Linked DNA regions of Mus musculus: region 2 is linked to region 1. The links are chromatin loops, found by intact Hi-C in ENCODE. Cell type or tissue: left cerebral cortex. All regions are shown on one strand. Each heading gives the region's core, and the rest is flanking DNA. Links, peaks and the distances in the headings are about the cores only.

Region 1 (10,650 bases), core at 900-8,899:
TATCCCATGTTCTAGGGCCTACTCGAATGACTCATGCGCTCATTCAACCACTGACCCACCTCCAACTTCAACCCTTCACACCCGTGGGAACTTCTCCTCCAAGCATCCCTGACTCAAATTAGTTTTGTCAACCCGCCTTCCAGCTATCCTTAGACTATCCACCCATCCATAGCATCCTCCTCAGGTTAAATAAAGCGCCCAGACACATTTACACATGCCCAAGATACCTTCAGAATCTGACATACTAATCACATACACACACACACATACAGGGAGAGAGAGAGAGAGAGAGAGAGAGAGAGAGAGAGAGAGAGAGAGAGAGAGAGAGAGAGAGAGAGAGAGAGAGAGACCCTCCACAAATGTCCATGAATTAAGTGCCCTTAAGTGGCCCTTGATATAACTCCTCAACTCCTCCAAACTGTTCCCCCCAAAAAAGTCTTCATTCACAAAATGCCCTACATACCACACACCAGAATTTTTCCAAGAATACTCCAACTCTACCAGGCCTCCACAACTGAACCCTTATTTCTTATCCTTTTAAATATACTCCTTATAGTCCCTTATACTTTTTTTCCCCTTAATTTGTTCTTTGGGAATTTTGTACATGTATACTGTGCCTTCATTTTATACAGCCCTCCATTTCCCTTCCAGTGTCTCCCAGAGCCCCTCTACCACATCTTCCTTCTAATCTCAGAACTTCTTTTCACAGACCACTGAGTCCGCTTATACAATGCTGCTCATGTGTGCCTGAGTGTAGGGCCATCCACAGTAACATAGGCATAACAGGGAACACCACCCTGAAGAAAATTCAATGCCCCTATTCAAAGCTCCTCAACTTAGGAGTGGGGATCTTCTATCTATGCTGGACTGTTGAATGGCTTGATATTGCATAGGTCTTATGCAGACAAACACAGCGGCTGTGCATTCATAAGTGCAACAGCCCTTCTGTATCCTGAAGTCATTTTCTGACAGTTCTCCCCACCTTCTGGCTTTTAAGATCTTTCTGCTCCCTCTTCTGAAAAGTTCCTTGAGTCATTAGGAATAGCGTGAAGTAGATGTCTCATTTAGGACTAAGAACTCCACCTGTACTTGGTCTCTGCACTTTGACCATCTGCAGGGTCTCTTTATTGATTGCTATTCACTGCAAAGCAAATCATCTCTGATGAGGAAGAAAAACTGCAGTAACCTATAAGCACTGGAAAATAGGATACATGGCAGAAGTGTGGACAACTCACTCTTAGCTGATCAAATACATGCCCTCCTTTTTTCTCCATATTTCACACATGAAAACTAAATCTTCATCCACCACCCTTAAGAGTCTCCCTTAAATGACCTACTGAAGGATCCCCTGGCACCCAAAACTCATCCCTGAACCTATCCCTTTTCCATAGTATATCTCTCCAGAGCTCTCCTTCATATTCCTGTAATCATATTCTCTGATAACTCATCTCCGTCGACCCCCCTCAAATAACACCAAGACCACAAACCTTAGGATGGCCCTTACTGCTCAAAGCTGACACCATTGTTTCCACCAGAAGCAGTCCTGCATGGCTACTTTACAAGGATGCTGTCTAGTTCTATTCATCCCCCCTCACATTCTCCCAGAAAGACTCTGTACTCCCAGATTTGAGTCATATTTTACAATTCAGAGGCATCCTTTGCTGAGCCCATTAATACATACTAAGCCCTTTTCTGTGTTGTAATCTCCCAACTCCCTCCCCATGAACCCTCTCCAAGGATACTCTTCTAGAGTCTTCCCCATGAACCCTCTCCAAGGATACTCTTCTAGAGTCTTCCCCATGAACCCTCTCCAAGGATACTCTTCTAGGGTCTTCCCCATGTTGAACCCTCTCCAAGGATACTCTTCTAGGGTCTTCCCCATGTTGAACCCCCAGAACTCCCTTCTCTGGAATTTCTACATGTTTTCTGGAACTCGCCACAGACCAACACCATGGTACCCTCTTATCAGCCTAGACTAGGATAACAATTGTTCTCAAGAGCAATCCATTAATTATGACCCTCATGCAGATGTTCCAGGAGAAAAACACCTGGACACTGGTTCCTTCCAATTGCCTCTACACATGTCCCTAAAGGCCAATTGCGCCAGCCATTCTCAACCCCATTTCATTCATTCAGAGTTAATAGCCATCTCTTTAGATTGACAATCTAACTCAGCCTATGACTTCAACACAGCCCCAGGGAATTTCTTTATCCTGGGACCATGAGGCCTCTCTGGCCCAACTAGGTTCTTGCTGAGCCTAAAATGGGAACTTTGTTCTTCTCATGAAGTACCTGGAGTCTTCTCTGGAGGACTTCTGCACCAAGTTCTCCAGTACAGATTGAAGATAATCAGGATCTCACACAGGAATGGGGAACATGTTGCCATTTGTTATTAAAGTAATCAGATTTACCTAGATTTTATTCAAGTCTATTCCAGGCCTTCTGACCTCTCCTCCTGTCATGGGCCATTGTCCAGATGCTTACGCATATGCCTTGTGTCTCTGTCTATATGGCTGACAGCTTTTGTCGTGTGCTGAGAGAGAGAGAGAGAGAGAGAGAGAGAGAGAGAGAGAGAGAGAGAGAGAGAGAGAGAGTGGTGTGCATGCACATGTGTGTATGGGAACTAGAAGAGGATATTGGAAGTCTTCCTCTATCAATCTCCACTTTGTTCCTTTGAAACAGCACCTCTCGCTGAACCTGGAGCTAGATTAGCAGCCAGCAAGTCTTAATGATTCGTTCTGTTTCCCCATCCATACCCCTAGCACAGGGGTTATAGACTAACTTTTTACATGAATCCTGGGAATTGTTTTGTTTTGATTTGATTTTCTTTTTGGTTTCTAGACAGGGTTTCTCTTTTTAGTCCTGACTGTCCTGGAACTCACTCTAGCCTCAAACTAGCCTGCTTCTGCCTCTCCTGGATGCTGGGATTAAAAGTGTGTGTCACCATGCCCAGCAATGCTGAGGATTTAACACAAGTCCTTATACTTACCCAGCAAGCATTCTTACCCACTGAGCCACCGCCCAAACTGCTGTTCTGCTTTTAAAACAGGGTCACATTATATTGTCCAGGATACTCTGGAACTCCTGGCCTCCAGTGACCATTCTCTCTCAGCTTGCCACATAGCTCGGAAGACAGGCACATAGGTGTGCACCACTTCCCAGGCTCTTGATTTTTTTCCTTTACAAAAGGTTTCTTCATACATATATTTTGACATGTTTCTCCTCCCCCACCTACTCCCAGGTCCTTCCCAACTCCCTACCTGTATATTCCCTCTTGTTCTTAAAAAATATAAGCATATGATCTTCATCAGACCAAGGGCTTCTCCTCCCATTGATGGCCGACTAGGCCATCCTCTGCTACATATGCAACTAGAGACACAGCTCTGGGGAGGACTGGTTAGTTCATATTGTTGTTCCTCCTATAGGGTTGCAGACCCCTTTAGCTCCTTGGGTACTTTCTCTAGCTCTTTCATTGGGGGCCCTGTGTTCCATCACACTGACATAGCCTCACAAGAGAGAGCTATATCAGGGTCCTCTCAGCAAAATCTTGCTGGAATATGCAATAGTGTGTGGGTTTGGTGGTGGTATAAGGGATGGATCCCTGGGTGGGGCAGTCTCTGGATGATCCTTTCTTCTGTCTCAGCACTGAACTTTGTCTCTGTAACTCCTTCCATGGGTATTTTGTTCCCCATTCTAAGAAGGAACAAAGTATCTACACTTTGGTCTTCCTTCTTCTTGAGTTTCATGTGTTTTGCAAATTGTATCTTGGATATTCTACATTTCTGGGCCAATATCCGTTTATCAGTGAGTGCATATCATGTGTATTCTTTTGTGATTAGGTTACTTCACTCAAGATGATATCCTCCAGATGCATCCATTTGCCTAAGAATTTCAGGAATTCATTGTTTTTAATTGCTGAGTAGTACTCCATTGTAGCAAAGATCATATGCCCCAGTACAGGGGAATGCGAGGGCCAGGAGCAGGAGTGGGTGGGTTGGGGAGCAGGGTGGAGGAAGGGTTTAGGGTGCTTTGGGGATAGCACTTGAAATGTAAATGAAAATATCTAATAAAAATATAAGCAAAAGATCAGTAAGACTAAAAATTCCAAAATGAGAAAGTCCATAAAAGGTTCCTTTTTAAAGTTTTCTCACTGTATTTTCTACGCCATTCTCTACCTAACATAGATCATAGACAGACAGACATGTCACCACACACACACACACACATCCTACATACATCAGATACAACACAGTACATACAAAGACACAATAAAACTTCACATTCACGCATACCACACACATCAGACACACTTACATGCTCTCACACATCAGACACAATCACACACCTGCACACACACCACACACACCTTTTCTGTCCTCTCGTTCTCCCGTTATCACTCTAACATGGTGACTTTCCCAGAGTATGAATGTGCTTCTTTGTGAAGCACTGTAATTTGGCCCAGAAGTTTGCTGGATTACTTCACTTAGTATATCTTCCAGTTCTACCCATTTTCCTACAAAGCTCACAATTTTATTTTTATGGCGGAATAAAAGACTACAAACAGGAAGGAAGGGAGGGAGAGAAGTAGGGAATCAACCAAAACTGAGTATAAAATGCCCTAAGAAAATCTGTTACTTTGTATGCTAATTTTTCTTTCCCTTCCTTTTATTAAAAAATAGATTTTTTTCTCATATAATATATCCTAATTACAGTTGCTCCTCCCTCTACTCACAGTTCCTCCCCCACTTCCCCTCCCATTCGGATCCACTCCCTTTCTGTCTTCCATTAGGAAGGAACGGGCTTTTCAGAGGTAACAACAAAACATAAGGAAATAAAATATAGTAAGATAAAACATGTATGCTAGGTTTTTAATGAAAGCAAAATTCATTTTAAGAAGAAAAAGAGAGGAGGGAGGAGGGGGTCAGGGAGAGGGGTGGGGTGGGGGAATGGCAAGACTAACAGGCTAATTATACATTCTAGCCTAGGGGTTGAGGCCTACCCTAAATCTGCCAATCTGCCAGGTTACCAAGGTGAAAGCAGACACTTTTAGTTCTTCCCACCAGGGGGCAGCACCTTCAAGTTTAAGAGACCATGATAGCTTTGACTCTAATGCTACAACCCTGCATTCCTCAAGTTGTGGTGATCCCATTCCAACCATAAAATTATTTTCATTGCTACTTCATAACTTCAATTTTGCTATTGTTATGAATTGTGATATAAATATCTGTGTTTTCTAATGCTCTTAGGTGATCCCTGCGAAGGTGGTGTTGGACCCCCCAAAGGGGGCTTTAAAACAACAGGTTCAAAGGCAAGGGTAGAGGCATCAGGAGGAAACTCCTCCAAATGAGAAGCGGGTGGAAGTTGAGAAGAGAGGAAATTTCACTTATAAAAGGGGGAGAGAGCCGAGGGAGAGAAAGAGGGAGGCAGAGGTTGGGTTTGGGGGCGGGGTGAGGTAGGACACAGAGGAAGACAATGAAAAACAGCACTGAAGTTGGGAGGGAAACATGGAGGGGGTATAGGAAGAATGGGAGGGGAAGAAGTAGGGTAAATTTATTCAGAACACATATGTGTCTGAAATTATCAATGAAAAAAAATAGACTGTCTCAAATGCCACTAGAAGTGTGTAATGTTCAGAAAACCCACCTTCCCCCAGCCTACTAGGACACTAGACTGTTTAAACTAAACTGACTTTACAATTCCATGGATTAGTCCATCTACAACCACTCCAGGCCCAGAGCATTCCCATTTGCATACTCCCAGAGATGAGATCACTACCTGGATATTATTAGAACTCTCACCCCGTCGAATGAATCATTAGGCTCCACCCAGCGCCAGACGATAACATCTGCCCACACACACCCTAAAGCCCATGTGATCTCAAACCCAGAGAGCCCAGATCCCTCAGTTCTGGCTAAAGTCATTCACAAATATACATTGATCACACACAGTGATCTAGGAAAAATAAAGTCAAGAAGGCATGGGGGTCTCTCTGCCTCCCAAGTCCTTGTGCCCGAGACAGTCTATCACTTTTAGACCAGGTTTCTCCAACTCGCAGTTGCTGGCATCTGTCCCTTTCACAGAAGTCCAAGTCCTTTTGTTCTGAAGACACCAGAATCCATTCCCTCTCTCGAGCCTTCTGATCCCAGCCCAGTCCTTTGTCCTACAGGAACCTTCAAGTGTGTGTGTGTGCATGTGTGTGTGTGTCTGTGTGTGTGTCTGTGTGGGTGTGTGTGTGTGTCTGTGTGTCTGTGTGTGTGTGTGTCTGTGTGTGTGTCTGTGTGTGGGTGTTTGTGTGTCTATCTGTCTGTGTATGTCTGTGTGTCTGTGTGTGTGTCTGTGTGTGTCTGTGTGTGATGTATGAATTGCAGAGGGAGTACACTTATAAACTTGTGTGCAGAGGCCAAAGGATAGCATTGGATATCCTGCTGTACTTCTACTTCTCTGCCCTCTTCTCTTAAAGTGTGGTCTTGTTGAATCTCAAGTTGGACATTTCTGCTAGTCTGGATAACCAGTGAGTTTCCAAGATAAGCCCATTTCCTATCTCTCAGTGCTGGGGTTACAGGCATTCACAGTCATGCACAGCTTTTACATGAGTCTGGGGATCCAAATGCAGTCTGTCATATTTACATAGTAAACACTCTTACCCACTGAGATACCTTCCCAGCTCTTAGGACCCTGATCTCTCTCCAGGGGGGATCATTACACAGGTCTTAGAAATCATAAATCAGAACATACTGTCCACTGCTCAGAATTTACTGGTGACTTTTTATAACATGCAAATAAGTTCTGCCCATCTTTCTAAACCTTTCTTTAGCTGCCCTTCCCATTCCCCTCTACTCAACTACGCTTGCACTTTTTCTTCTTTCCTGTTTTGAAACACAGGAAATATGGCTAAAAGGAGAGCACAAGGGTATGCCCTAGTTCAATCTGGGCTGGCAGAAGACCTAACAAAAAATTAGGCTGTGTATCATTGTATAGTTCAGGATAGATGAAGGCAGGAGATCAGAGTTCAAAGTCAGCCTTTTTTATGTAGTCTAAGGCCAGCCTAGATCCAAAAGGGGAAGGAGGGACTGGAGAGATGGCTCAGTCAATAAACACTTGCCTCACAATGTGAGGAAACTTTAGTTCCCAGAGCAAAGGGGGGGGGGGGAGGAGAACAAAGAGAGGGAGGGAGGGAGGGAGGGAGGGAGGGAGGGAGGGAGGGAGGGAGGGAGGGAAAGGAAAGAAGAAAGAAGAGAGAGAAGGGAAGAAAGAGGGGAGGGAAGAAAAGAAGAAAAGGAAGAAGTTGCATATGATGGCATGCCCCATAATCTCAGCAATATCAGGACAGAGGGCAGATGACTGTGCTACCCACTCTCCAAAAGGGCTTCCTTGTTTGGCCTCAGTGGGAGAGGATGCGCCTAATCTGACAGAAATTTGGTGTGACAGGGATGTATGATACTCAGTGGGGACCCCACCCTCTCAGAGGAGAATGAGAGAGGGACTGGAGGACAGCATTTCGGATGTAAATAAATAAATAAATAAATGTTTGTTTGTTTGTTTGTTTGTTTTTTAAAGATAGAAGGTGGAAGCAAATGGCTCCCTGGAAGTTCCTGGTCTACATGGCAAAGTTCCATGTCAATGAGAGATTTTTTTTTTCTCAGACAGAAAGCACAGAAAGTGCTTAACGTATCCTCTAGGTTTCCCTCTAAGCTCTACAAAGGTACAGTGCAGTGTGTATGAGCACCCATATATACAAACACACAGAGGCACACACTAAATTAATGGGGAAATGAGTTCTGGGGAGATAGTTCAGGGCTTGACTGCTCGTTCTTCCAAAGGACCTGAGTGTGTTTCCCTGTTGCAATTAATCTCTCCCCCCCCCAAATATGCCCCAGCGATGAAAACACAACTCAATTAATATGAATACATGCTATTTTCCATAGATTGGGCAGATCTACTGCTACACTACCATCTTCCACATCTATGAAACCACTTAGAACTTGAGGTTTCTTCAGGCCATGTGCTTCTGCTCTGCTTTTCTTCTTCTTCCCCTCCTCTATATCCTCTCCCTCTTCCATTTTCTCCTTCTTCTCTCTCCCTCCTCCTGCTCCACTTTCCCTTTATCTGCCTAATCATCAGCTCTCCTCTATTTTACAAATTAAGGTGGAAAGCAGGTTTACAGGAAATCACCTGAGTGCTGACTTCCTTTTGGGAGCCACTCACAGGAGAACAGAATTAACATCAAATATAATTAACCCCAGGGCTATCCACAACTTTTCCCAGCATCCACATCAAGTGGCCCACAACTGTCAGATGGTCTGACACCATTTTCTAACCATGCACTTAAAACTAAAAACTTTTAAAAGATTGCTGGCCATGTAACACAGTATTTAAGTCTTTTTAAATTCACATGATACTATTGGTGTTATAAGATATGAAGCGGAAGGGTAGACTTTCTGAAAGGACATTACAATCCTTTCTGGGACAGGGGTTCATGGATTTCCTATGTACACAGTAACTCGGTTTCTTTTCCCGCGGCTGTGAGAAAATACTCTGACAGAAATAATTTAAAGAGAAAGGATTTGTTTGGCTGACAGCTCAAGGAACTTGAAGAGTCTAGTCATATCATCACAGTCAGGAGATTAGGGATACATGCAAGCTACTGCTTCACTCTTTCTCCACTGTAAACAGCCCAGAATCCTCTGTAGGGAATGGCTCTGCCCATGTCAATTATTTCATCAAGATTCTTCCCTCTAAGCATACACAGAAGCCCTTCTCCCAGGTGATTCTAGGTTCTGTCGAGTTTAAGATTAGCACTACCTGTTGCATGATGGTTGTATCCTGTTAGATGAATGTAAAACTATATGATGTCCCTGTTTTGGCAATTAATCATGACGTAAGGAGAGACACCTGGGGTCAACTTGACAAGAGGTAGATATGTGTGCTGGTGAGCTTCATGTATCATATTGGCTGGATCCTGTTACCCAGGTGTTAGGTCAAATACTAGATGTTTCTAGGGAGATATTTTTAGGTATAAGTAAGTTTCTGATCAATAGACTGAGTAATGTAGATTCTTATCTATAATAGGACAACCCTCACCTAATCAAGCGAATGTCTTAATAGAAAGAGAATAGTCTCAGATCCAAACAGTACTCTCTGCTTCTTTGCAATGCCCTTAATAACATATTTGAGAAGAAGAGGAGGAAAAAGAAATGGAGAAAATGGAGGCAAAGGGGGAAGGAAGGAAGGAAGGAAGGAAGGAAGGAAGGAAGGAAGGAAGGAAGGAAGGAAGGAAGGAAGGGAGGGAGGGAGGGAGGGAGGGAGGGAGGGAGGGAGGGGGAGACAGGAAAGGCTCTGTCCTACACCTAAAGAAAGATATCATCATCCTTCTCCTCTCCTCTTCCTCTTCTTCCTCCTCTTCGTGTAGCCATCAACTGCCTATAAATCTTCATGAAAGGGCAGGTTCTCCAAGAACTTCTTCTATCTCTGTGACAGAATGTCAAGCATAAACTTTTGCAGAATGTCAAGCATAAACTTTTGCAGGTCTTATGATGCAGATAATCACAGATGCTTAGTTGAGTACAACACAGCATCGTGTCTGGAAAATAGTGACCACTCCTTCCTGCTTTTACATTCTTTCCTGCCCCATGATGTTCTCTGAACTTTGAGGAAGATGGGGAAATATATTCTCCCATGTAGGGACTCAACAGTCACATATTCTCAGAACTTTTGACTATGAGTCTCTACAGTTCCTGCTGAAAAAAAAAAATAAGTTTCTCTAACCAAAGCTGACACCAACACTAAACTATACGCCCTGGTGCAAATGTTCCTAAGCCCCTGGATTCTCCCACAATCCCAGGAGATATAGTAAAATTGCCATATCAGGTCTATGAAGATAGAAATGGAAAGTCTAAAGTTGAAACAAAGCTAGCCTGAGCCCTCTCTTCTCTGTGCAGGGGCTGAGGCCTGGATCAGAGTCCCTTGCCTTCCTCTCTCCTCCTCAGAACCATGACAAAAAGATGATGGTCAGGAAGCCTGGTGGGTTGGGGGGCAGGACAAACCACTGAAAAGAAGTTTTCAGAATTTACAGTGCCCTGAAGAGAGGGGAGGTAGGGGCTGTTCTCCCTTCCTTGCAGAGAATCACAGCAAGTCCTGAGGATCATACTGGTGACCTTAGGGATGGGGAAGCTGTCCTTTCCACCCCTTTTTAATTCCATACTATGGAGACTTCAAGCACACATGTGTTCTGCCCACCTCTCCAAACTGTGGTCTGGAGCTCACTGACATGTTCAACTGGTGATCTCCAATCCAAAGAGACCCTGTCTCAAAAATGAAGATGGCAACAGAGACATGGATCAGCAAATAAAGGTGCATGCCAAACAAACCTGTGACCAGAGTTCAATCCCCAAGTCCCACATAAAGGTGGAAGGAAAGAATTGACCCCCATGTGCCATGGTATGATTGATGCTTAATAATAATAATAATAATAATAATAATGAGATTGGCATACCCACTCCCCAATCCCACAGCCTTCCTGTCTCCCAGGAGGTCTGATCAAACCAGGGACACAGGTGAGACCCCCCCTAACCCCAATATCCATGTCATCTGGGGCCCCCACAGGACCCAGAAGACATAAGATCTGTCCTGCTCTCCCAGAGCCCCATTGAC
Region 2 (10,650 bases), core at 1,741-9,740, 370 kb after region 1:
GCCCTTCTAGTTCTTTCTCTTAAGTACCTACTATTAAACCTATAATAAAACTCCTGGCTGAGCCCATTCTGCTGTATGTGAATGTCATTCTTTAAATTCATAAGACAAAAAAAGTGGTTGTCACTAATTCAGTGGAAATTTTGTGTGACCATGAAAGTTCATCACTCTAACTCCTGATTTAAAGCCCACCTGGGGCTAGGAAGTTTCTGTTAAACTCAAGGACAACCCACTTTTCCAAATCGTTAAGCTGTGAGAAACCCTTCTGACCTAGTTTGGATTTTATTGCTGTGAACAGACACCATGACCAAGGCAACTTTTATAAAAGACAACTTTTTTTTTTTTTTTTTTTTTTTTTTGGTTTTTCAAGACAGGATTTCTTTGTATAGCCCTGGCTGTCCTGGCACTCACTTTGTAGACCAGGCTGGCCTTGAACTCAGAAATCCACCTGCCTCTGCCTCCCGAGTGCTGGGATTAAAGGCGAGCGCCACCACGCCCGGCTACTTAAAAGACAACTTTAATTGGGGCTGGTTTACAGGTTCTGAGGTTCAGTCCATTATCATAATGGTGGGGAAGCATGGCAGCGTTCAGGCAGGCATGGTGCTAGAGGAGCTGAGAGTTCTACATCTTCATCCCAAGGAAGCCAGGAGCAGACTGTTTCAAGTGGCTAGAAGTGTCTCAAAGCCCATCCCCACAGTGACACACTTCCTCCAACAAAGCCACACCTACTTCAACAAGGCAACACCTGATAGTGGCACTCTTTGGGCTAAGCATATTCAAATCACCACACCCTCTGTGCAATAACCAAACTTGCTCAAAGCTAGGAAATGTAGCAGGAGGGCAGGGGGAGTGATACACACGCCAGGAGGGCAGGGGGAGTGATACACATGCCAGGAGGGCAGGGGGAGTGATACACATGCCAGGAGGGCAGGGGGAGTGATACACAAGCCAGGAGGGCAGGGGGAGTGATACACACGCCAGCAATGATGTGTTCCTTTATTCCCACAGGTGGGAGAGGGATACATTCCAGAACTCTCTGGGGAGGGAAACAACTGGATGTGGACCATCTGCTTTGCCCAGGGAGGGGAGGGCATGCAGGGTTACCCTGGAAGCCAAATTGGTGGCCTGTGTCTTTTCAAAGCCCCATCTGTGTTCTCAGCCCAAATGCTGGGAGATCTGAGTGTTGAGAGCCAACCACAGCCTCCTTGGGGCAGTTGCATTCCAGACAGGGGTGGAAGGTAGTCTGGCATATATCTAGGAGGTCCTTGAAATGGTGAAAGAGCACAAAGTGCTTCCAAGGGCTTCGTGTACATTCTGGAGTGGCTGAAGTTGGCTTCTCCCTCCCACTTCCCTCTGGAGACTCTAGAGAAAATGGTCCCCTTTTTAATTTAATTTAATTTAATCTAATTTAATTAATTTTTTTTTAGGATGAACATAAAGGGTGTTACCAATGGTGTGTGTGTGGAGGGGAGGGTCATTAATGAGCTCTAAGTTTTTTGTTGTTGTTGTTTTCGAGACAGGGTCTCTTTGTGTAGCCCTGGCTGTCCTGGAACTAATTCTGTAGACCAGGCTGGCCTCGAACTCAGAAATCTGCCTGCCTCTGCCTCCCAAACACTAGGATTAAAGGCATATGCTTTCATTGCTGGGCTTTTTAAAAAGTTTTCAATCACATTCTCTCTGTCTCTGTCTCTGTCTCTGTCTCTGTCTTTCTCTCCTGCTGTGGATGTGAATATAAGGCTCTCAGCTTCTGTTCTAGCACCATGCCTATCTGCTTCTCAGCATAATGATCATGGACTAACCATCTAAAACTGTAAGCAAGCCCCCAATTAAGTGTTTTTTTAAAATAAAGAGTTGCCTTGGTCATAGCCTCTCTATATAGCAATAGAACAATGACTAAGACATATACTTTTCCCCAAGTCACAAGAATTAAAGATGCTTCTAGGAAGCCAGGCTTGGGCTACACAGAGAAGTCCTGTCTTGAAAAATAAAAATAAAAACAAAAACAACAACAACAAAAAAGATTTGTAGGCAGGAGAATGACACATTTTAAATCGTCCTATACTACACAACGAAACGGTGTCTGTAAAACAACCAAAAATTGCTTATTGGATTGGGTATTAGCTCAATGATCTGCCATTTGTGTTTCCTTCCTACCACTGAAAGAAAGAAAAGGTCTGCCGAGCTGGTGGTGCACACCCTTAATTTCAGAACTCCGGAGGCAGAGACAGGTGAATCTCTCTGAGTTCAGGGCCAGCCTGGTCTACAGAATGAGTTCTAGGACAGCCAGGGCTACACAGAGAAACCCTGTCTCGAAAAACAAAACAAAACAAAACAAAACAAAACAAAACAAAACAAAACAAAACAGGACTTCCAGACAAGGGACTGAGGTGCATATTTTACATCAAAGCAAAGCTGGCTCCCAGGTTCTCCCAGCTTCCTCAGGTCCCCACCCTGCCCCCAAACCTTAACTCCAGCTCAGGGGCTGGGTTGCCCTACCCCCAGATATCTCTGTATTCTCTCTCTCTCTCTCTCTCTCTCTCTCTCTCTCTCTCTCTCTCTCTCTCTCTCCCCCTTCCCCTCCCTGTCTCCTGTCCTTTCCTCCTTCCCTCTCTTTCTTCCGTTACCTCCTCCTTCTCTTCTCTTTCTATGTGGGCACAGCCTTACACCCTTTCTCTCTTTCTCTTCTTCCTTCCCATCTCCCCAAGGTGACTTTCCTGGCCTCAGTCCTTGGGACCAGTGAACTTGCCTGAGAGCAGCTTCCCAATAAACCTGCCTTTAATATATTCTAATCTGGCTTGAATTGGCTTGTTTCACTCGGTGGTGGAGAAATAACCTACCAGTTTCTAAGCAGCAAATTGTTAAAACCTCCTTAGTTATGCATTGCATTTGTCTTACTGATCTAGTTCTCTCTCTGTCTCTGTCTCTCTGTGCAACATTTCATTTTTCAGTTAAACATTTTTGGTTTTGGTTTTGGAGATTGAGTAAGGACACACGCTCTACTTATTAATCAATAAAAATATTTTTACAACTTCAAAAATTTTTTACAGCAAATTTGGGTATATTTCTTCAGCTTATCAACCAACGAAAACAGGCCAAGCTTTTTGTAAATGGAGAAAACCAGGGGTTGGGAGTATAGCCCGGCATGGAGGTATGTGGCTGTAACTCCAGGATTAGGGTAAGAAATAGGGTGAGAGACACAGGAGGATTCCTGAAGATCATTAGCCGGTCAAGCTAGGAAAGCTGGTGAACTTCAGGGAGAGACCCTGGCACAAAAACAAAAATGGGGAGCCCTTAAAGGCAGGCAAAAGACCTGACACTCTCCCCAATGGACTATCACCTCACAGTATTAATAGAAAACACTACACACACACACACACACACACACACACGCTATAGGAATGTATTAATGTAGTATCTGACTGTAGCATGGTTACAGCTACTGTAATTGAAACAATGAGAGAGACTGGGAAAGAAGACTCTCCCAGCTCAGGCTGCCTTTGAACTCATGATCCCTTCTTCCAACCTCTTCCCAAAGGCTGGGATTACAGGCTTGCACCATCACAGACTCAGATGGCAAGGCTGGCTTTAACCTGTCAAACTGTGGTGAGATCTTGTTTCAAAAAGCCAAATACACATTGTTTGGGAGGTGAAGGCTGAAGGAGCAGAAGTTCAAGGTCATCTGTGACTTCAACAAAGTCAAAGTACAAAACAAAGCAAAAACCCAGGAAAGCAGAACATGGACAAAACGTGTGCGGCAATGGGCTATGCACAGACAGGCTGGTCTCCAGTCGAGCTGAACCCCGGGACCGGTGGTGATAATTCACCTTCATGGGACAGAAGGAGTTCTCTCATGTCTCCTGGAACCCCGGCTCCTATCAAAGTTACCGCCCCCCTCAGCCCCCACAAGAGAAGCATGGCTAGAAGTCACGTAGGCAAGGTCCCAAGCTTCTGACCTTCAGGCTAAACTCCTCCCCAGTTACCTAGAAACAGTAATGACCATAAGAGGGGCTGCTTGGCTCCACCTCACTCTCTTGCTCTTACTCCCCTTACTCCCCTTACTCTCCCCTCCCCTCCCCTTACTCGCCCCTCCCCTCCTCACTCCCCTCCCCTTACTCCCCCCTCCCCTCCCCTTACTCTGCCCTCCCCTCCCCTTCCCCCTCCCCTCCCCTCCCTCCCCTTTCCCCTCCCCTCCCCTCTCCTCTCCTCTCTCCTCATGCTCTCCTCTCTCTCTCTCCCTCTTCCTCTCTAGCCTTTCTTCTCTCTCTCCCTTTCCCCTTCTCTCCTCTTGGCCATGGCCAGTCTCTCTCTCTCTCTTTCTACCTTCTCTCTTTCCCCCTGCCTTTCTACAATAAAGCTCTAAAACCATGGACTGTCTCTGTTCATCAAGGCTGTGCAGACTCTTGCCTGTGTGGGAACCTCTCTCTCTCAGCCCTCTCTCCCATAACCCCGGGGCTACAGGGTGTTGTCCTGGGGCCCTGGTCGGGGCTGCCCCTTGTCTACCACCCGTAGAGTGGGGTCAGTGGCTTAGATGCCCATCTGGGGCCCAGTGGAAAGCGTCTGGCAGTCCTCCCGCGTCTGCCTGCCCAGAGCAAAGGAGGAACTCTGGCCGGACGTGGGCTATCCTCCCTTCCCCGCTTCACCTACCCCTTTTAGTTCCCACAAAAACTAAAACAAACTAAAAACCCAACCCCTTGCCCAAAACTGGGAACAAACAAACCTCCCTGGTATCCCGCCAACTTATTTCTTGCTGACATATCTAGTTCAAGGTCCCAGTGAGGGAGTTTTATACTTCTTATCTTTGCCTGGAGTATCCTCCTTTTAAGTGTCACCTTGAAAGCTGCCTTCCACAACGTTTCCCCTAAACCCTAAATTCTCCATTCAGTACAGATGAGGGTCTTGCATCTCTTTTTCAGAGTACTCATTACTCCTTCACAGAACCTTGGCTTGAACAAGGCGCAGAGATCTCAGTGATTCCCTTGCCTGACACAAAATCAGCTAGTTATGTTAGGAGGAAAAAACAAACAAGCAAATTGTAGTAGCTTTTGATCAGATCATAACTCCAAATGGGTTAAAGTTAAATGTTTAAATGTACTTTTTTTTTTTTTTTTTTTTCGAGACAGGGTTTCTCTGTGTAGCCCTGGTTGTCCTGGAACTCACTCTGTAGACCAGGCTGGCCTCGAACTCAGAAATCCACCTGCCTCTGCTTTTTTTGTTGTTGTTGTTAAATGTACTTTTAAAACTTTTTTTTTTTTCTTTCTTCTAGACAGAGTTTCTCTGTATAGCTCAGGCTGTCCTGGAACTCAGAAATCCACCTGCCTCTGCTTTTTCTGTTGTTGTTGTTGTTAAATGTACTTTTAAAACTTTTTTTTTTTCTTTCTTCTAGACAGGGTTTCTCTGTATAGCACTGGCTGTCCTGGAACTCACTCTGTGGTCCAGGCTGGTCTCAAACTCAGAAATCTGCCTGTCTCTGCCTCCCAAGTGCTGGGATTAAAGGTGTGCACCACCACTGCCCAGCTAAAAAGTTTTATTGATATATGGTATGTATGTGCATAGGTTGATGTATATAGCACACTATGGAGATCTGAAGACAACTTGTAGGAGTTGGGTCTTTCTTTGCATTACATGGTCCTAGGGATGAAACACAGATCGTCAAGTTTGGCAGCAAGAACCTTTACATGCTAAGTCATCTCACTGACCTTCACAAATGTAATTTTAATTTATTTCTGTGACAATTTTTTGATCTATAATCTCAGTATGTTTATAAGTACACCTGTATGTGTCTATTATATTTACATTATTTTCATCTGTCTATCTGTCTCTGTCTGTCTGTCTTCCTACCTATCTATTGTGATAGGTGCGCTAGACAAGTTCTGTACCATTGAGTTAGATATCTCCAGTAGAGCAGACATTTATTAAGTAACTAGTGTATGCCTGAGGCAGTGGATAAAAAGTTTCCTGATCCTAAAATGTCTAGTAGGGGTGATGATAGTAACCTTGCCTTTCTACTAATGAAAATTGCTATTTAGTTAATAAACCATTGCTATGGCAATGATAATGACTAGGGAAAGGCTGTGCTAAGGATTCTGTTTGTTTTTTGTTTTGTTTTCTTGTGGCACATAGATTTCAGGGGCACATAGATTGAACACTTAGAAATATAGGAAAGTATCACATATAGATAATATTTCTTTTTTTTTTTTTTTTTTTTTAAAGATTTATTTATTTATTATATGTAAGTACACTGTAGCTGTCTTCAGACACTCCAGAAGAGGGCATCAGATCTTGTTACAGATGGTTGTGAGCCACCATGTGGTTGCTGGGATTTGAACTCCGGACCTTCGGAAGAGCAGTCGGGTGCTCTTACCCACTGAGCCATCTCACCAGCCCCCAGATAATATTTCTTAAAGTGGCACAATATATGCAAAGTTCCTGCGGTGGACAAGATCCAGGCTCTTACGACTTCAACAAGACAGTAGGAATTAAACTCGTTATATAAATCCCATTAGAATAGTTTGCTTAGATTTTTCCTGTAGCTCCCTACTGTCCTGTGAATGAAACCTCTTTTCTTACTCCTGAACCAGGCAGGATTTAGAGGTAGCTGGCTGAGCAGCATCCCACTGCCCTGCTCTGATCTTCTCAGATTCTACTGTAGGCCCGCCCTCAGGCGGGTCCCCACCCTGCCCCCGCCCAGATGGCTCACTCTGTCTTACAATTGGATAGTTCGGTTAGATTCGTGCTCTGGTTGGCTGAAAAAGCCGTCAGTTAGGGGTGAAAGCCTTGATAACCCGTGCGGAGCTTCGAGGGGGCGGGCTCGGGTGCGGTGCGGGCGCTGCCGGGGCTTCTCATTCAGGTAAAGTCAACCACGCGAGTCCTGGAGGGGAACAGTGGACCCAAGTGTCCGGGAGGGGTGTGATGCTTTTAGCCCCCTTCTATGGGTTCTGTGCGTTGCAACGGGGTGGGCGCCGTGTCCTGTAATGGTGACCATTTGGACATTGGGAGCCTCAGGTGGTTTAAAGCCGACCGGAGAGGGGGGACCCTAGATTATTAGGCAGATCGCCACCACATGGCCATCCAGGACCTAACCAGAGGAACTTGTGCGCATTTTAGTCTCCTAGATGCCTTAGGGGACCCTTCCCCAGAGTTGGCTTGAAGACCTGGGAATGGGTTTCTTGCAGTGGGGTGGAGTGGGCGGATGGTACGGAAACGGTGTTGGAGGGAGGAACGGATGTCCCCCACTCCCCGGACCTACTGACAATAGCAGCGGATGGAACCGCCCAGCGGTTTTTCCTGTAGGAAACTGCCCTGTCTTTTCTAAGCGGACTTGGTTCTGTATGTTTGGGGAGGTGTGTGTGTGTGTGTGTGTGTGTGATGATTCAAGGACCCCTTGTCCTGCCATCATCTAGCTCTTTCCCCCATCCTGCGTTTGAGAATCCTATCCCAACATGAAGGGCTCCCACCTAGAGCCTTATCAGTAAGACATAACTTCTTCAGGACCTCGGGTATGCATGCTCTGTGTCCTGTCCTTCAGGTTTCCTGATGACAGCTCTCCTGATCACAGCTCTCTAGACTGATCGCAGCTCTGTGTCCCGAAATAGTCCCAGGGCTGGGTGTGGGGGCGTGTGGCTTCAGCTCTGACAGCCTAATGAGGGGGTCTCAGGCAGGGGATCCGGATTTAACTTTGATAGCCAGGCAGTGTGGGAGATATGAGGGCAGCTACACGCCCTACTCCGGGAGGCATTGGCTTGTGTAGCAGTCTAATGTTGGCTTGCCCCACCACACTCCTTACTCCCAAGGCTGGAACTGACAGCTGTGAGCTGGGAGGGTGATATGTGGCCTGGGTTCCCTGCAGTTTCTAGGGGAGCAAAAGGGAATCTTTCCAAAAGCGCCTATTATCCTAGTTACCTGAGAGGTCCAGGTAGGATGATTAAAAGTTGAAGGCGCCGGGCGTGGTGGCGCATGCCTTTAATCCCAGCACAGGCAGAGGCAGGCAGATTTCTGAGTTCGAGGGCAGCCTGGTCTACAAAGTGAGTTCCAGGACAGCCAGGGCTATAAAGAGAAACGCTGTCTCGAAGAAAAAAAAAAAAAAAAGAAAAGAAAGTTGAAGGCCTGCCTGAGAGCTGCAGAGTGAGTTCAACGCCTGTTTAAACAATTGAGTAAAGGGGTCAGTGAGATGGATTGGCCAGTAAAGGTACTTGATCAGGGAATGACATCCTTGTTGCATCCCTGGGATTTACTCGTGTAAGGAGAGAACTGACTCTATAGAGCTGCCCTCTGCCCTCCACTCTCACCCCATGGCATCCTTGCACCCACCCACCCTTCCACCTCCTACATAAAATAAATAAAATGTAAAAAAAAAAAATTAAAAAGGGGTTAGTGGTGTAGCTTAAAACTCACCTAGCTTCTGTCAGTGGGGCTGAGGGCAAAAAAAAAAAAAAAAAAAAAAAAGCATTCATTTGGGCGTAGTGGTACATACCTGAAATCCTAGCATTCCAGAAGCAGAGACAGGGGAATCTCTTTTTAGAGGCCATCCTGATTAGCAAATTTCAGGCCAGCTAGCTCTCCATAGTGAGACCCTGTCTTAAATACATAAAATAAAACAAAAAGCAAACAGGGCAGCACTCAGCAGGGAGAGGCAGAACAAGTTCTTTGAGTTCAAGGCCAGCCTGGTCTAGATAACATAGGGAGAATTTTTCTCAAACACAAAACAGAACAAAACGAAGCTGATCCATATGTAAAAGAGGGAAACTGAGGCTGTGGCAGTAGCTCTCTTATTACAGTATTTGTTTAGTGTGCATGAAAGCCTTGTGCTCCATCTCCAGCACTGCACAAGCCAGGTGTGGTAAAGCACACGTGATCATCTCAGCACTCAAGGGTTGGAGGGAGGGGAGTTGAGTTCACTGTCAACTATGGAAGGAGTTGGAGGCCAGCCTAGGCTTCCTGAGACCTTGTCTCAAAACAAAACCAAAGAAAACAAAACTAATGGGCTGGAAAGATGACTCAGTGCTTACGGTTGAGTACGACCCTTGTCATTTGATTCCAGCTGTCTTAGTCAACTCACACCTGTGACTCCAGCTCCAGGGGAGCTACAGCTTTTGGCATCCATGGGCAAATACCCACACACAGCCCCAAACCATCCAAATTAAAAGCAAACAGCAACCCTTATTGCTGTTTACCACTCTAGTAATCTCTGCCCTATGTCTCAGTCCAGTCTTTGTGCCTGGATGCTTCAGTCTTAAAAATGACCTGGGGCTGCTTTCTCGGTCCTGTTGCTTTGGATTCGGATGTGACCAGGTTTCTGGAGGAAGGGGCAGACTGCACAGGATCACACTGCAGCTGCGCAAAAGGCAGTTTCAGACCCCTGAGCCCCGGTCCAGGTTTTTTCTGAAGCTCAGTTTTTCCCTGGCAATTTCCTAAAAACAAGTCCTGAGAGGCACTGGCTGTCCTCCATGGTGACCTGCTGTCCTGCCCTTGTAGCCAGTGTGAGGGGACAGGAAACAGCTGCTTGGGGTGGGGAGGAAAACTTCAGAGCCTTAGGTTGGACAGGGGAAGGGTTAGAGGAGGGAGCTCAGAGAGTAGAAAGGGGTTCTCCCAGCAGTGGAGAGGGTAATGTGTTAGTCATGCTGATGGGTGCTGAAGAGCTAGTAATGTCTGGCACTCAGATCGCCATGCAGAATTTGAAAAGCTGGAAAGAGTGGCTGGGTTTTTAGTTGTTTGAAGCAGAGGGTTGGTTAGCAAGAAGATGGGTTGGGTCTGCTCGATGTAAAGCTACACAATCAAGGGCTTGACTGGTCACTACAAACAAGGGGTCCCTAGAAGGTGGAGAGAACCTAATCTGAAAGGTGTTTCACATAGGCAATGGACTGAATTGCACTGTAAATTGCCACCAATAATCCATGGTGCAGAATTCTACAGGGGCTACTCAGGGAGAGTATACGGTAGAAAATCAATGTGAGCCACTTTTTGCTCCCCCAAGGCTTTTCATGTGGGTACTCAAAGTCCCACCCTCTCATCATTCCCTTTTTGTCCATTTTTGCATGTATATGGGGATGCTAGGCATTGAGGATTGAGCACAGGTCCTTATGCGTGTTACAACACTGCAGTGCCTGAAACTACGTCCCCGTCCCTATCCTATCCTGCTTCTGGTTTTTGAGACAGGGTCTCTCTAGGTACCTCTGGTTGTCTGAGAACCCACTGGTATTCTCCAGCTTCTGCTTCTGAGTCCTGGGATTAAAGTTCTAGATTTAATGCTTGATCTTAACTAACCCATTACATGTGATTTCATTCCTTCTCTACCTGCTCTTCCTCTTTCGGAAATAGTTTTTCAGTATACAACTTAGCCTTGCTTGTAGCCCAGCCTGATCTGTCTTCCTATCTCAGCCTTCTGAGTGGAAGGAAGGCTTACAGTGTACCACCACATCTAGCTTTCTTTCTTTTCTCTTCTTTATTCCTCCCTTCCTTAAAAAAGTTATTTTATGCACATGAGTGTTTGCCTGCATTTACGTATGCACTCCACGTGTGTGGCAGAAGAGGGCATTGAATACACGGGAACTGGAGTTATAGGAAGTTGTGAGCCACTGTGTGAGTGCTGGCAACCAAACTTGGGTTCTCTGGAAGAGTAACAATTACTCAACTCTTCAGCCCCTTCTTTACTTTAAA

What was found. Hi-C counts contacts between places; a loop is a spot of excess contacts. Peaks named below come from ENCODE experiments on the same cell type or tissue, not always from the same donor. Only the 100,000 strongest peaks of a DNase experiment are listed, where the experiment ranks them.
Region 2: a loop joins it to region 1, with 4 times the contacts of the local background. A loop is called at or near these places in 16 of 42 quality-filtered maps.

Annotation. Positions count from the first base shown.
Region 1 is chr17:33,434,288-33,444,937 of GRCm38, forward strand. No RefSeq gene overlaps it. Among named protein-coding and RNA genes, the nearest start is that of Actl9, 6.7 kb to the left of the region's middle. In left cerebral cortex, for the core only: a CTCF peak has its summit at 5,056 (motif pointing right); DNase peaks (open chromatin) are centred at 5,064 and 5,812.
Region 2 is chr17:33,803,722-33,814,371 of GRCm38, forward strand. Kank3 (KN motif and ankyrin repeat domains 3) reads left to right here and starts at 6,802. Exons shown (of 11, transcript NM_030697.3): 1 at 6,802-6,844. In left cerebral cortex, for the core only: a CTCF peak has its summit at 6,342; DNase peaks (open chromatin) are centred at 6,737, 7,216 and 7,573; H3K4me3 peaks cover 2,084 bases; H3K27ac peaks cover 2,300 bases.